Linked DNA regions of Homo sapiens: region 2 is linked to region 1. A link is an interaction called in ENCODE POLR2A ChIA-PET data of the cell type or tissue named here. Cell type or tissue: PC-9. All regions are shown on one strand. Each heading gives the region's core, and the rest is flanking DNA. Links, peaks and the distances in the headings are about the cores only.

Region 1 (8,618 bases), core at 288-8,287:
TATCACTCTTTTTTTGTTTTGTAGTTCCTTTGGGTATTATAATATGCATGTGTAATTTATCAGATTATTAGTATTGACATTCTCCACATAGGTGAAGTGTACAAATCTTCCATTTTAATCTACACTTTTTTCTTCCAATTTGATAATACTAACCGGACCACCTACTCTTGCCAGATGGGAAGTCCAGATCCCCACTCAGCACCCTCTAACAGCAAGGTAGGAAGCATCTGAGATGCCTGGCTGCGGTAGGGTTGGTATTTCAAAAAGATTTCTGTCTTACTGGGCTGCCCTGTTTTGCAGTTATTTGGCTAAAGAGAGCAGGTTTTTCTTGGGGCTTTTTTTTTTTTTTTTTTATTCTTTGGTTTTGGGTTACAGACTTCTGGCACAATCTGGAGAAGTCTATTAAAGGAAAACCCAGAGAATTCATATCTTGTCTTCCTCAAGACCTGAAGTTCCTAACTGGTCTGTTTTTTTCCTTCTACCTTCTCTGCTGTATTAAGTCCAGGGTGTTTAGTTGAATTTATGTGGGCTGGAGTGAAGAGATATAAGCCTACTCAATCTTGTTGAGAACCAGAAATTTGACAGTTAATTTTTGTTTTGGTTCTTCAAGCAGGCACATGTTTCTTTTTCTCCTTTTGGATAACTCAGTCATCTCTCAGGTCTCAATAAATACTACTTTTCTGGAGAAGGAAAATAAATACTACTTTTCTTGATATTTTAACCTAAATTACAAGCAGGTTTTTCATTCTTTGCTGTTATCAAAATTTTTAATTGTGGTTTGCTTATCTAATGTCTTTCTTCTCACTAGACATACACTCCTGAGTGTAAGGGTTATTTTGTTTTTGTTTTTTTAATGGACTTTATTCTTGAACAGGTTTAGATTTACAGAAAAATAGATAACCATATAACTACTGTACTTTCGTTGATAAAGTTGTTTCCCATGGGGGCATGGGTTAACAGTTCTGATCCTGCTATACGTTTTACTGGAATTGAATGATTCAGTAAATGGATGGTAGATGGTAGGAGCCAGGTTTCTCACTGTTGGAGTTGGGATTTACAGATAATCAACGGGAGGAGGCTAGAGTGATCTGTGTTTTGATAGATTCAAGTTGGAGACGTCATTATGAACTCATATTTAGCTTAATATAGATCATGTCTTTTTCCCCCCACAAGTCTATAGCCAATGTCCAGTGATGTTATTAACATCCCCATCTTTTTTTTTTTTTTTTTTTAGATGGAGTTTCGCTCTTGTGCCCAGGCTGGAGTGCAATGACACGATCTCGGCTCACCACAATCTCTGCCTCCTGGGTTCAAGCGATTCTCCTGCCTCAGCCTCCTGAGTAGCTGGGATTACAGGCATGTGCCACCATGCCCGGCTAATTTTGTATTTTTAGTAGAGATGGGGTTTCTCCATGTTGGCCAGGCTGGTCTTGAACTCCTGACCTCAGGTGATCTGCCCGCCTCGTCCTCCCAAAGTGTTGGGATTACAGGCATGAGCCACTGCGCCCAGCCAACATTTCCGTCTTTTAAATTAAATTGTTACAGTTGTTATCCAGTAGGAGTCCACAGAAAGTAATCGATAATAATTGTATTTGAAAAGACTGCTTAGAGCTATCATCATTTCTTGCCTAGATTAGTACAATAGCCTCTTTATTATGTGTCTATTGCAGCATAGCAAGCTCATCTCAAGATTCTTCGGGTATACTAGGTGTTTCTTTTCCTGGTCTCAACTGGGCTCACTTATGCAGCTGTATTCAGCTGGTGGCTAAGCTGGACTGGAATGCCTACTGTGGCTTCACTCACATGTCTGGTGCCTCAGCTGGAAAGCTTTTGTTCTCATACACATGGCCTCTTTCCACATGGTTTCTCTCGTCTTCCATGTTGTCTCTCTTTCAAGCAGGATAGTTTGGACTTCTTTATATAGCAGTTGGTTTCTAAGAGCAAAAACAAGCTATGAGCTCTCTTGAAGCCTGTACTTGGAACTCCTGCACATCAGTAGAATGTCACTTTAGTCAGAGTCCCTCAGAAGACTACCCTCAGAGTCCATGTGGAAGGGTGTGAATGCAAAGAGGCAGGATTCACTTGAGGCCATTTTGTAACAATGCACCATAGCTTCGCAACATGTTGCCCTGCCTCCCTTGAAATCTATTATTTCTTAACACAGGTCAGACTATATCATTTCTTTGCTGAAACCCTGCCCTGAGTTTCCATTTCATTCAAAGTAAAAACCAAAGTCTTCTTTGGGAGGCCAAGGCGGGCGGATCACGAGATCAGGAGAGCGAGACCATCCGGTTTACACAGTGAAACCCCGTCTCTACTAAAAATACAAAAAAATTAGCCGGGTGTGGTGGTGGGCGCCTGTAGTCCCAGCTACTCCGGAGGCTGAGGCAGGAGAATGACGTAAACCCGGGAGGCGGAGCTTGCAGTGAGCGGAGATTGTGCCACTGCACTCCAGCCTGGGCGACAGAACGAGACTCCGTCTCAAAAAAAAAAAAACACCAGTCTTTATATGGCCTACAGGGCCCTATATGATCTTGCCTTAACCAAATAGGGATTTATTTTCCATCTGAAACAAGAAGTAGAAAGGTAGCCAGTCTAGGGCTTGTGTAGCAGTTCAGTAAGGCCATCAGGGACCCAGAAACAAGAAGTAGAAAGGTAGCCAGTCTAGGGCTTGTATAGCAGTGCCCAGTAAGGCCATCAGGGACCCAGGCTCTCTCTCTTTCTGCTCTGCCATCCTTAGTGTATTGGGTTTTGTCCTGTTTGTTCCTCGTTACAAGATGACTGCTGTACTTTCAAGCCTTGGGTCTGCATTCTTGGCAAATAGAAAAGGAGAAGTAAAAGCTTTCATCAAAATCCTGGATTTAGTTCTCTTTGATGAAACTTGGTAATGTGGTTACTTCTGGCTGCAGGAGAGCCTGGTGAAATGAGAATTTTAGCTGTAGACATTGTTTCATCTAACAAAATGGGAGGTTTTCTTTTTTATTATTGTTTTTTAAGTGAGGATAATAGGAGGATGCTATTATGTAGGCACCCAGCACTATCTGCTTCAGTACCAACTATGTGCCAGAAACTGTACTGTTGCTATGAAAGCATATTTTTTCAGTGGGCATGGCCGTTATGAGACTTAAAAATAATATGGTCAGGCAGTTATAATAATTCCATTTCACAGATGAGGAAATCGAAGCTTTAGCATGATTGCAGTATCAGAATTTATACATGGTCATTCTGATGCCAAATGCTTCATTATTTCCATAACACAACATTCTAACTGAGCCTTCTGTTCAAAACAAACAAACAAAAAACACAATATGGCCTACATTTGTGTGAAGCCTTTGCTGCTCTTTCAAATTATATTTGGTTTTCATGTCTGTCTTCTTTAATAAATTGAATACCAGAAAGAAAGAAGGATCAGGTCATTTTTATCTTTATATTTCATTACCTAGAACTCAATGCATGTTTTGAATAAAGTTTTTTTTTAAACCTTGTATGATAGGGAAACCGAAAGATAGATAAGCAAACAGGTACAGATAAGTAGGATAATACGCTTGAATTGGATAGCCAGTACACTGGGCTTGTGTTTGAACTGGTTTCTTGCTTTCTAGTTGAGAGCACTTTCCTTTTGAGGCACAGAATGTTGGATTAGGATGAAATTAGAGAAGAAGAAATGTGTTCTGCTAATATCCCTGGCTTAAGGCAGGTAATATCTATTAATGCAAATCAATCTGGTCAAGATGTAGTTCAAATATAGATAAACGGGTATTTCAGAGGGCCCCTGGAAGAAGATGGTATGGAGTAAATAAAAACGCAATTTACCAGGAGTCAGAAGGACTAGTAAGCTGAACCCAGCCAGGTCTCTGACAGCTGGTTGCTTAGCTGCTTTAAGCATGCTTTCCCCAAGACTAAAATCAAGAAAGTTAGACTAAATGGTTTTTGAAATTCCTTCTAGCTAACATAGTATATGAATCATTGTATCCAGTGAGTTTTTATGGGTACTCTAACATTTCTTGGCATCTATCAGGTCAGACTGTTTTATATTTCTGAAATGTAGAGAGAGTAACAGCTTTTTCACTACTCTGGGAACTGGGCCAGTGAGGAGTAAACATCCTCTCCTGTCTCTCCCTAAATGAAGTACTTGGTCACGAGTGACAGTCCATTTTCATTTTGTTCTTTGAATCTGGTCTTGTTCTTATTTCAGTGTTTTTCTTAACTTTACTGTGAGTTTGTTGAAGTATATTAAATTGAAAATGTCAGTTTATGTTTGAGTCTAAAAATAAGAATTTCATTATTGTACAAAGTAAAAGTCATTGTATTTACCAAATACATATTATCACATTTGTGTATTTGAAATACTTGACTGGCACATGAGGTAATTTAATTACAATGTACTGTGTAGTCTGTAGTTTGGTCCCTTGTAGTAGAATTGTGTTGAATGAAAGTGGCAAGGTTAAGTAGCAGATATAATGTAGTATAAGATATGATTATAAGCTTTTACATTTTCCACAATTGAAATAAAGTTAATATTACTTTTGGTTCTTTTGGTTTCTTTTAAATAATGTCTTTTCCTTATTAGGCAAGGTTAAAAAAAGAAGTGGAGAAAATTTTATTGTCAAAAAAATAGAGAAAACATGGAAAACTTTGAAAAATAAAATGGAAATCCCTCTTAATTTATCTTTCCCTCTATTTTTAAAGTTCTTATTTTTAACATAACTTGAAATAAAAGTGTGTTTACACAGCAGTATATCAGCTGCATATACTGCTGTTAACTAATCAAGGGCACAAATAAGGGAAACCTTTCTTTATTCGCTAGCTGACTTGAAATTCTTTTGTTATGACACTTAGGTAGCATCTTGAACTTTCTCTTTTCTAAAGTTGGTTTAAAGCCCTGATATTTGTAAGCTTTATAAGGGAGTCTGTCTGTGCCCAATACAGTGCATTGAACATATTATTAATTTTAAAATTATTGAATTGACCATTCTATATAACAAAAATTTCTAATTATTATCTTAGGTTAGATTTCTTGAGTTTTATAATTCTATGTCAAAGAGAAACACTATTTTTAAATTTCTTGTTTTATATTCCCAACTTTTTAAATGAAGTCTTGTAAGTGGATAAATAAAATATAGTATATATACACAATGGAATATTATTCAGTCATAAATAATGAAATCTTGTCATTTCAGACAACGTGAATGTACCTAGAGGACACTAAGCCAGGCACAGAAAGACAAATACCACATGATCTCATTCATAGGTGGAATCTAAAAGGTTGTTCTCATAGAGGTAGAGAGTAGAATGGTAGTTATGAGAGGACGAGAGGGGAGCAGGGAAAAACGGGTAGGGAAGGATGGGTTAATGGGTACAAAAAAGTTGGGAATATGTAACAAGAAACATAAAAATAGTTATTCTCTTTGATAGACATTTAGGTTGATTCCATATCTTGGCTATTGTGAATAATGCTGTAATAAACATAGGAGTGCAGATATCTGTAAAACATACTGATTTCATTTTCTTTGGATATATATACCCAGTAGTGGGATTTATCGGATCATGTGGTAGTTCTGTTTAAAATTTTTTGAGTAGCCTTCATGCTGTTTTCCATAATGGCTATACATTCCCACCAGCAGTGTATAAGGGTTCCCTTTTATCCATACCCTCATCAACACCTGCTATCTTTTGATTTTTTGAGAGTACCTATTCTAACTAGAGTGATGTGATATCTCATTATAGTTTTGACTTGCATTTTTTGATGATTAGTGATGTTGAACATTTTTTCATACACCTGTGGGTTGTTTGTATGTTCTTTTTTTGGAGAAATGTCTATGTAGGCCTTTTGCCCATTTTTTGATCAGGTTATTTGTTTGTTATTGAGTGTTTGAGTTCTTTATATTTGGGTATTAACCCTTTATCAGTTGTGTAGTTTGTAAATGTGTTCTCCCAGTCTATGACTGGCATCCTTGCTCTGTTGATTGTTACCTTTACTATGCAGAAGATTTTTAGTTTGATACAATTCCATTTGTCTATACAGGTTAAATATCCTGTATCTGAAATGCTTACAACCAGAGTGTTTTGGATTTGGGATTTTTTCAGGTTCTGGAATATTTGCATTATACTTAGTGGTTGAGCATTCCAAATCAAATTTTGAAAATTCAAAACGTTCCAATAAGCATTTAGTTCGAGTATCATGTTGGCAATCAAAAGGTTTCATAGTGGCTCACGCCTATAATCCCAACAATTTGGGGGGGTCAAGGCAGGAGGATCACTTGATGCCATCAGTTCAAGACCAGCCTGGGCAATGTAGCAAGACCCTGTCTTTACAAAAGATAAAAATTAGCTAGGCATAGTGGAGCCCACCTGTAGTCTTAGCTACTTGGGAGGCTAAGGTGGGAGGATCACTTGAGCTCAATGTTTCAAGGTTGCTAATGAGCAATGATTGTACCACTGCACTCCAGCCTGGGTAACAGAGTGAGACCCTATCTTTAAAAAAAAAAAAAAAAAATTTGGAGCGTTTTAGAGTTTTGGATTTAGAATGCTCAAACTGTTTTTGCTTTTGTTGCCCATGCTTTTCAGGTTTTGTCCAAAATATTCTTGCCTAGACCAGTGACATGGAGCTTTCCCCTATATTTCCTCCATATTTTCTTCTTGTGATTTTGTAGTTTGGGGTCTTACATTTAAGTCTTTAATCCATTTTGAGTTGAGTTTTGTCTGTGGTGAGAGATAAGAATCTAATTTCATTCTCTCATGTGGATATCCAGTTTTCCCAACACCACTTGTTGCCCTTTTCCCATTGAGTGTACTTGGCCCCTTTGTCAAGAATTAATAAACTGTAGATAGATGATTTATTTCTGGACTGTCTTCTGTTCCATTGATTTGTGTGTCTTTTTTATACCAGTAGCATGCTATTTTGATTACTATAGCTATGTAATGTGTTTTGAAGTCAAGTAGTATGATGCCTCCAGCTTTGTTCTTTTTGCTTTAGATTACTTTGGCTATTTATGTTCTCTTGTTGTCTTTCTTTATGGTTAGGTGATTTTCTCTAGTAATGTGTTTTGATGGTTTCCCTGTTATTTTTGGTGTATTTCTTATAGGTTTTTGCTTTGCAGTTACCATGAAGCTTATGAAAAAAATCTTAAAATGAGATATTTGAAACTGATAGCAACCCAACTTTGATTGTAAAGATAGGAAAAGAAAGAAAAAGCAAACTCTACTTTTAACTCCATTTTCTCCCACATTTGTAATTTTTGATGTCCCATTTTACATCTTATATTACCCATCTCTTGGCAAATTAAAATAGTTATTATTTAATAGTTTTGTCTTTTAGCCTTCATATTAAAGATACAAGTGCTTTATGTATCACATTTATAGTATTATAGTATTCCATCTTCCAGTATACTTACTAGTGAGTTTTATACCTTTAAGATGTTTTCTTGTTACACATTAGAGTCTCTTTCTTCATTTAAAGAACTGTTTTTAGCATTTTTTGTTTGCTTGTATGTTCGAGACAGGGTCTCACTCTGTCCTTCAGGCTAGAGGGCGGTGGTGCGATCATGGCTCACTGCAGTCTTGATCTCATGGACTTGAATGATCCTCCCACCCCAGCCTCCCAAGTATCTGGGACTACAGCCACACGCCACCACACCCAGCTGATTTTTTAATTTTCATTTTTAGTAGAGTCAAAGTCTTGGTATGCCACCCAAGGCCTTGAGCTCCTGAGCTCAAGCAGTCCTTCCACCTTGGCCACCCAAAGGGCTGAGATTACAGATGTGAACCATTGTTCCTGGCCTATTTTTTTTTAACATTTCTTGTAAGACATATCTGATGATGATAAATTCTCTTAGTTTTCATTTGTCTGGCAAAGTCTTTATCTCTGCTTTATTTCTAAAGGATAGCTGTGCTGGGTACAGTATTCTTGGTTGACAGCCCACCCCCCCCCCCCCCACCCCCAATCTTTTTTTTTCTTTAACAATTTGAATATATCATCTCACTCATCCTGACTTATAAGGTTTCTGCTGAGAAGTCTATTGCTAGACAGATTGGGACTTCCTTATATGTTATTTGCTGCTTTTGTTGCTTTCAAAATATTTTTGTCTTTGATCTTTGAGAATTTGATTATGGTATTTCTTGGGGTACACTTATTTGGGCTGTATCTGATTGGTAACCTTTGACCTTTCTGTACCTGGATAATTTGTATCTTTCTCTAGTTTTGGGAAGTTTTGTGTTATTATCTCTTTGAATAAGCTTTCTTCCCATTTGTCATTCTCAATTCCCTCTTGAAGCCCAGTAACCCAAATATTTGCTCTTTTGATACTGTTGCATTGTTCTGTAAACTTCTTCATTCCCTTTTACCCTTTTTTTAATTGTTTCTCCTCCAGCTATGTGTTTTCAAATAGCTTGTCTTCAAGCTCAGATTTTTGTATCTGATAGATTCTGCTGTTGATATTCTCTACTGCATTCATTTTGTTCATCGTATTTTTCAGCTCCAGGATTTCAGTTTGTTTAATCTCTCATGTTTCTCTGATAAATTCCTGGATTCTTCCCCTGTGTTTTATTGAAGTTCATTGAGTTTCCTTAAAACAGCTCTTTTGAATTCTCTGAGACATCACACATCTCCATCACTTTAG
Region 2 (8,618 bases), core at 196-8,195, 77 kb before region 1:
GGACCTGGCGACTGACAGGATGAGGAAAACAAGGGATTTCCAAGGTGACTCGAAGCTTCCAAGCTTTCATGAATAAGAAACTAACAATGCCATTTATAGAAACCAGGAGGTCCAGAAGGGAGCTGATATGGAGACATTCAGATTTGAACATACAAAATTTAGGGTGACAAGATATCATCTAAGTTGAAAGGCTGAGAGTTAACAAATATTTATTGAACCCCTACATTGTGTTAAGACAACGTACTAGAGCCTGGGGATACTGCTGTGACAAGACAAGGCCCCTCCCCTCATGAAGCTTGGAGTCAGGCAACTAGAGGATTATGTAGATTAGAAGAAAGCCAATCTGCTAGACTTGGTGGCTAGAACCAGAATGATGGTCTATATTCTCTCTCTCTCTCTCTCTGTTTCAGTGGGGTTCTTTTTAAATTTAACCTTCTAAGAGATTCAGTTATTTATATTCAATCTCTCACCCCATTGAATGAATTACTATGCACAGTTGTTTTTCTTCACAGAGAATTAAAATAAAAAGTGCTTATTTAGGAAACCTAAAGAGACAGGGAGGTATTCCAAGTCAAGCGCTTGCTTGAGTTTGCTAACAATAGGAATTATCAAGCTCCCAGTCAAGAGACAGCATCAAAAAGAAGAAAAAAAAAACTGCACAACAACTTATTTGCTGATGGAGAAACCTCTGCTCCTCATATGCACATGCATCCCCTAGGCTGATGACAACTATTTGCAGCTTATGCTTGTCCCTGTCATTGGGCCTGGAGCTTAGTTTCAGAGTTAGAGGAACCAGGGCCTCCACTGTTTTTAGTGTATAGGTGCCCAAGGGCTAGATATGGCCTACAGGCCTATTCTATGTGGCCTATATAAGATTCTTACTTTGAGACAATACTTAAATTTCAGGTTTGGAATTCAGAGGTTACCCATAAAACTCAAGATATCCGGCTGCTCTTGAAAAATCAGAATGTATGTCAACATTTGGTCTGTTTTTCTGCTGACTATATTCGGCTGGAGTTAAGTTAGAACTGCTCCCATGTAGACACAGTCCGTACCCCTCATACAAAAAATACTTGGTATACCTCACTCCTTATGTTCTCTGTATGGCTCCCATAGTATTTGAACTCGTAACCTCTCAAATGTGTAGTTCTCTAGGGAAGTTCAGCAAACGTGCTTGCCTGGCAAGAGATAGTAGACCAAAAAACTATAGCTGCATCCAACATATTAAGAGGAATAAAAAAATGAAGGCAGTCTCCAATAACAAATAGGGGGCTCTTTCAGAAGAAAGATGCTTTGGTCATTAGCAAATGACACTTTGGGCATGTAATTTATATTTTCTGAAACTCAACTGCCTGATTTGTAAATTGAAACTAATAGGGATCTAGCAATCCCGCTACTGGTTATGTACCCAAAGGAAAGGAAATCAGTATATTGAAGGGATAGCTGCACTTCCATGTTCATTGCAGTATTATTTATAATAGTTAAGATAGGGAATAAGCCTAAGAAACATCTGTATTCCCATGTTCACTGAAGCATTATTTATAATAACTAAGAGAATCAGTCTAAGTGTCCATCAACAGATGAATATACCAAAAAACTGTGGTACATATACACAATGTAATCCTATTCACCCTTTTAAAAGAAGGAAATCCTGTCATTTGCCACAACATGGATAAATAAACCTGGAGGACATTAAGTGAAATAAGCCAGGCAATCAGAGACAAATAGCATAAGATCTCATATGTAGAATGTAAAAAAGTTGAACTCATAGAAGTAGACAGTATAATGGTGGTTACCAAAGGCTGGGGGTGGGGAGTAGGGGGGAAGATGTTGGTCAAAGGATATAAAATTTCAGTTAGACAGCAGGAATAAGTTCAAAAGATCTATTGTACAATATGATGACTATAGTTAATAACAAGGTATTGTATTCTTGAAAATTGCTTAGAGGGTAGCTTTTAAGTGTTCCTACCACACACGCACAAAAAATGTGTGATGTAATGCATATGTTAATTAGCTTGATTTAGTCATTTCACAAAATATACATATTTCAAAATGATGTTGTACATAATAAATACATAGTTTTTATTTGTCAATTAAAACGTTTTTAAAAGAAACTAACAGGATTCCACCCCCGCCCCCAAAAATTGCTGATGCCATTAAATGAGATCATGCTACATGAAATCCGTAGTACAGTGCCTGGCATTTATGATTGCTAAGTAAATAAAAATAATTGTTATAATTGTAGGCATTCTTTTCAGAGACAATCACAAACTTCAGGTGCAAATGCAAGCTGGTTTTAATTTTTTGTTGTTTGTTTGTTTTTGTTTGTTTGTTTGTTTTTGAGACTAAGTCTCACTCTGTCTCCCAGGCTGGAGGCAGTGGCGCAATCTCGGCTCACTGCAGCCTCTGCTTCCCAGGCTCAAGCAATTCTCTGCCTCAGCCTCCTGAGTAGCTAGGATTACAGGTGCCCACCACCATACCCGGCTAATTTTTGTATTTTTAGTAGAGACAGGGTTTCACCATCTTGTCCAGGCTGGTCTTGAACTCCTGACCTCATGATCTGCCCACATTGACCTCTCAAAGTGCTGGGATTACAGGCGTGAGCCACTGGCTGCAAGCTGGTTTTTCTGTGTACTTCACTTATGCGTGTCTATTGAACACCTACTATAGCTCCATGCAAGGCATTGGAAACACGTATAGAACAGACGTACTTCATGTCCTTGACATGAAGAATTGAAAAGGTTAGAGAAAAGTGTATTAATAGGAGAAAAGAGTTTCTGAAGTGGACAGTACCATCTAAGAAGAAAAATTGGAAGTAAAAGGCTGGGAAGAGGCAAAGAAAATTCAAGACCAGAGTCAAGAAAAGAGTATAAGCCGGGCCCACTGGCTCATGCCTGTAATCTCAACACTTTGAGAGGCAGAGACGGGTGGATCACCTGAGGTCAGGCGTTCAAGAACCAGCCTGGCCAACATGGTGAAACTCCATCTCTACAAAAACACAAAAATTAGCCACGCATGATGGTGGGTGCCTGTAATCCCAGATACTCAGGAGACTGAGGCAAGAGAATCACTTGAACCCGGGAGGCGGAGCTTGTAGTGAGCCGAGATCACACCATTGCACTCCAGCCTGGGTGACAGAGCAAGACTCCATCTTGGAAAAAAAAAAAAGAAAAAGAAAGAAAAAAGTGTATATAAAGATACCACAAAAGGATGAAAGGCAAAGAATAAGTCTCTTCCTATGTTGAATTTGGATACAATATTTCATCCTCCACAGAATAATGAGCATCCACAGATAATGACTCTGTAACAAGTAACCCTTACACAGTACTTACTACACACCAAGCAGTATTCCAGCTATTAATACTTTATACATATTAGTTCATATACTTTGCAGAACAACTTTTAAGATAGCTTCTTTTATTTCGCTTTTACAAATGTATAAAAACTGGCTCACGGAAGTCAATAATTTGCCCAAAGTTATTCAACTAACAAATTGGTAGAGATAAGCTTTAAAACTGGGAATTCTGGCTCCACGGTCAATGTTTTTAAGCTTTCTGATATGTTTAAGGTAATCTGCAATTAGATCCTGGAAAAAAAGGTATTTTCATGGCTGACACCCTTCCAAAAAATGTAGTCTAACATGCTCAACCCAGCATGCTGTTTTCCTAGAATATGTATACAAGTAGACTAATGGAATCTGTCCTTCCATGTTTTCTGATCAAACTTTTGCTTTGCTGTCAGAAAAGACTAAAATCAAATCATGGTTTTGAAGTGCTGAGGAGGAAATAAACAGACATTGGGGCATGCCCAGGAGCAAGCACACTATTTCTCCTTTCCAGTGAGTGCTGAAATTCTGAGAAAGAGAGCTGAATTTGGAAAGTGAATGACTGACCATATCAATAATGTTTAAGTCGGGCATGGTGGCAGGTGCCTGTAGTCCCAGCTACTCGGGAGGCTGAGATGGGAAGATTGTGTGAGCCCAGAAGTTTGATTGAGTCCAGCCTGGGCAACACAGGGAGTCTCCATCTCTAAAATAATAAAATAGTTATAATAATATGTAAAAAAAATAATGTGGTAGAATGGGATTTGGATTGTTGTCCCTCCCAGGGTGGGAACACTTCACTGAGTCAGAGAAGCAGGAGATTCCCAATGTCTTGCCAAACTATCTGAGTACTTGGCAGAGTTCAATTAAACACCAAAAAAAAAAAATCACAAATACAGAAAATGAAGTCAATAATGATACTAAAAAATTTTTTATGGGAGTACTTATTCTGTGTCAGGTGCAATTCCAAGTGCTTTCCAGGCAGTATCTCATTTAACTTTATAACTCTGTGAGAGAGATAGTATTTTCATTTCATAAATGAAGAAACCAAGGCACAAAGGTCATACAGCTAATAAACACTTTGCAGAATTTGAACTCAAGTAGCCTGGCTTAGAGCCCATTGTTAACCACGGCAATGTATTACATTCAGGTAAACATGTAATCTTGATTTCTAAATATCTTTTGGCTAGGTTGATATTTTTATACAACTTAGAACATTTCTCAGGCCTTATTAAGGCCTGAATCAAAAAACCCATGATCTTAACTGCAGAGGGGTTGATCTCCCTATTAACATTTATCTCCTATTAACTCGGGCCAGGCCTAAACTTTCAGGGTGATATATAATTTTAGGTTGGGTATAGCTACAGGTATAAATGTTGATGCTAATTCCTAGGCTGATTGAGAAAGACATAATATGAAATTTGAGTTGGTTACAGATGTGTCTTCACGTTTATTTAGATTCATTAAGTAGTGGTTTTCTTTCCATGTTGTGTAAATTTTGTTATTTTAAATGGCACAATAAGATAGTAAGTCCATTAAATACTTTTTTCTACCTACCAGAACAAAATTTGAATAGAATCTTCAACGTGAAAAACTAAAATCTCTTCACTAAAGTCATATAACGGTTCACCACTAGGTGGAGCAACTAAATTTTAAATTTTTTTTGTTCACAGCAAACCTTTAAGCTTGTTTTTAATTTAGTCCTGATTTTAGGTCACTTATTTAACTGCTCCCTTTTCTTATTCTTTATCAGGTGTTTAGAAGCATATTATAATCTCTAATACAGAAAATGTAATAAAAACAATGCTACTATTAGTGCATTGAATGCTTGTAAACAAAGTTTTCTGAGACAAAAGGAACCTAAAAAAGATTGACCATAGGCAATGGAATTAAAGCAAAATAAAAAATTTTAACTTAAATGAATTTTAACATGTTTAACAATGATATTCACTGTTTTCCTATCTGCAATCCACTATCCCACAATGTTACCCATCCAGGTAAACCAAGCAAAAAGACCTCTTACCTACCAAAACAAGTATTACACAATTTGTGAATATATAGCCTCGTGCATATATGATTCCGTGCATGCACCAAACAATACAAGTCCTGGCTGAAAGACTCAGGATGATGTTTAATAGTGTGACACAAGAAACACAACAGTTTAGGCTTAGTGATTCCTGTGCAATTCAGAGAGTTTTTATAGACCACGTGTATTATTCTCTTTCACTAAAACCAAAGCAATCATTCATTCATTTAATAAGTATTTATTGAGAGACTTCTATGTGCTGAGCCTCATAATCTCCAGTCACTTTCATCACAGAGAGAAAAGATATTGTCTCAGAATTAGTTCAAGGCTGATCATGCCCTGAAATTTGCAGCCTTGCATAGGTCTGCTGTGGACCAACAAGGAGGAAGGATAGCTAGAATTAATAACTGCTGAAGCTTGTGAAAATCAGGATGATGAAAGAAAAGAATCTAAACTGAACAAGGACAGAGATGTTTCCTTTATCCTCTATTGACTAAAGTTGGCACCAGTTGCTGTACTTAGAACATTAGAAATCAACATGAGAACTACACAGAATATTATTTAAAATTTATTCTGGGCATCACTTGCTACTTGCAAGTTATATACTCGTATTTCAGGCCAAGCCATTTTCATGTTTTTGTCACTATTATAAAGACTTAAATTAAATACGACTTTGTATAACATTAAAATTATTTGTCTAGGCCGGGTGCAGTAGCTCACGCCTGTAATCCCAGTACTTTGGGAGGCCAAGGCGGGTGGATCACGAGGTCAGGAGATCGAGACCATCCTAGCTAACACGGTGAAACTCCGTCTCTACTAAAAATACAAAAACAAAATTAGCCGGGCGTGGTGGCGGGCACGCCTGTAGTCCCAGCTACTCGGGAGGTTGAGGCAGGAGAATGGCGTGAACCCGGAAGGCGGAGCTTGCAGTGAGCAGAGATCGCGCCACTGCACTCCAGCCTGGGCGACAGAGTGAGACTCCCTCTCAAAAAAAAAAAAAAAAAAAAAAAAAAAAAAAAAAAAAAAAAAAAAAAATTATTTGTCTAGACTGATAATTGGGGTCAAGATTTTGTTAATCATAAGGACCGGGTCAGATAAGCATCACTTTAAAAAAAAAAAAAATGATTCCTCATTAAAGCTTTTTCCTGCCTGAATAGGACAGCCACATTAATGCTCAAAAACTTTACTAATTAGGCTTTTTGGTTATGCACTCACAGACTATGCAATTTTATCTTATTTATTTTTAAAAATTAATTATTATTTTTTTTCTTTCAAGAGAGAGGGTCTGTCTGTCACCCAGTCAGGAGTGCAGGGGCACAATCTTAGCTCACTGCAGACTCCAACTCCTGGCCTCAAGTGATCCTTCTACCTCAGTCTCCTGAGTAGCTGTAACTACAGGTGCATGCCACCACACTCGGCTGAATTTTTATCTTATTTAGAGTTCGAAGGAGTTGATTGTCTGTTTTCCAAGTCCTTAGGAGATCTGAAATAGCAAATGAGAAAGAGGATAACAATAACAGACATTTATTGAGCACCTATTATTTTCAGGGCATTGCTTTAAGCATTTTATTTCACTTAATCTTCCTGGCAACCTTATGACGTAGGTACTACTATTATCTGCCACTTCATACATGAGAAAACTGAAGAGCAGAAAGGTTAAGTAACTTGCCCACAGTTACGTGGCTTTTATATGGCAGATCTGAGATTTCCACCCAAACAGCCTGGCTCCAGACTCACTATGAAAACCACTACCTATACTATGAAGAAAGACTGTTAACTGGCAGACTCATAGACAGCAGCAAGAAATGACCATTACTAACCTGACAGCAAGGAAGAGATGAAACATGAAGAACAGCTAAAGGAATTCAAAGTGCACAGCAACCTAGGGTCATTTTAAACACCAGTAAACTGCTCTTTAAATACATGTTTTTCCAGATTTTCCAGGACAATTCAGATTTTACATATTTCTATAACCCCTACAAGGACACTCAAAAATTTCCCACTGTTTTTCTGTTTTCAACTCGGAAAATATAGTTACTACTCAAAGCTTACTTGGCATGTAGGACAGTCTAGCAATGATTACAATGCAGCTCAGATACTATGAGAGTCTATGTGTGAATCCAACTGTATCCTGGTAGGAAACATCATGGACTCCTAAGTTCTCTGAGAGTCATTTGTGTGCCCCCTCCTCCCCAAACTAGGGACCCTGAGATAATAGCCCCGCTTTATCCTAATGAGAGGCTGGAGTCTAAAGAGTACATGCAGATAGATAGCCTCCACTAAGGGGAAGGCTTACAGAGAAGATACCATAAATCTTTTTAAGATGGCAGGGCATGTGCCCCACCCGACCAGGAGAACTAGAGTTACTGGATTTGTGGGTATGCATAGCATACTAAGGAGTCAGTCCTTACAGACAGTAATGTGGCTTAGACCCGATCATATGTCTCAGATGAGGAAAGGTAAAAGCTGTGAAAACACAGCCCCACTCCTATGAGACAAGCAGAAGCAAGAGAACATTGGTATGCTACTATCTGGATCCACTGGGATCGACATCCTGAGCCAACTTTTCAGGGTGAGTCCCCCTTTCTCCTAAAACAGAAAAAGAACTAGAGAGCCTTTGGGGAGCTCTATAAACTCTCTAGAGAAAGACAAATATTTCAATATACAAATGATGCCAAGAGAATGGGTTGGGTACATGCATGGGTCCAGGTTTTATGATCCCTAAAGCTAACGTAATTTAGGAATACATTTTTTAAGAAAACACAAAATGATGAATACAAAAAATTAGGTTCAAAAATGAAAACTCATAGACAAGGAGAAATCACAACAAATTACAAGTCTTGAAAAACTGACAGATACCACAAACATCCAGAAAAATAACATAATATTTTACTAATTAATTTCAAAACATAATCTGTAATGCTTTTTCCACATTTTAGGACCGTTATCAAATTTGGAAAATATTGAGCTTTTATCATAAATCAGCTGTAAGATTTCAGGAAAATTCAAGTTTTCTTGGCAAGGACTAAAGTAAAGAATTCTTTGAATTCACAACACTCTAATCGTATTGCTGGGGTCTTAGAAGCAGCCCAGACAGGTGGTGAGCCTAAAAACTTAAGCTTCAATAACTTCAAGATAAACCCACTTCTCTATGAGCAGACAATTTCCAATGCAGATTTGAGAACCAGTAGAAAGCTCAGTAGTGAATATTTCTGTGTGGGCAATAGAAGCTAGCTGTCTACTGGAAGACTTCCACAGGTAGCCATTTGG

The links. Peaks named below come from ENCODE experiments on the same cell type or tissue, not always from the same donor. Only the 100,000 strongest peaks of a DNase experiment are listed, where the experiment ranks them.
Region 2: POLR2A ChIA-PET joins it to region 1 with 11 read pairs; 4 of 35 experiments call an interaction of 5 or more read pairs at or near these places.

Annotation. Positions count from the first base shown.
Region 1 is chr1:88,727,682-88,736,299 of GRCh38, forward strand. The region is part of intron 1 of PKN2 (protein kinase N2); the gene reads left to right. Among named protein-coding and RNA genes, the nearest start is that of PKN2-AS1, 47 kb to the left of the region's middle. In PC-9, for the core only: no CTCF peak of the experiment used is centred there; no DNase peak of the experiment used is centred there; H3K27ac peaks cover 641 bases.
Region 2 is chr1:88,650,929-88,659,546 of GRCh38, forward strand. All of the region lies in intron 1 of PKN2-AS1 (PKN2 antisense RNA 1), which reads right to left. Among named protein-coding and RNA genes, the nearest start is that of PKN2, 29 kb to the right of the region's middle. In PC-9, for the core only: CTCF peaks have their summits at 4,967 (motif pointing right) and 5,174; a DNase peak (open chromatin) is centred at 7,713.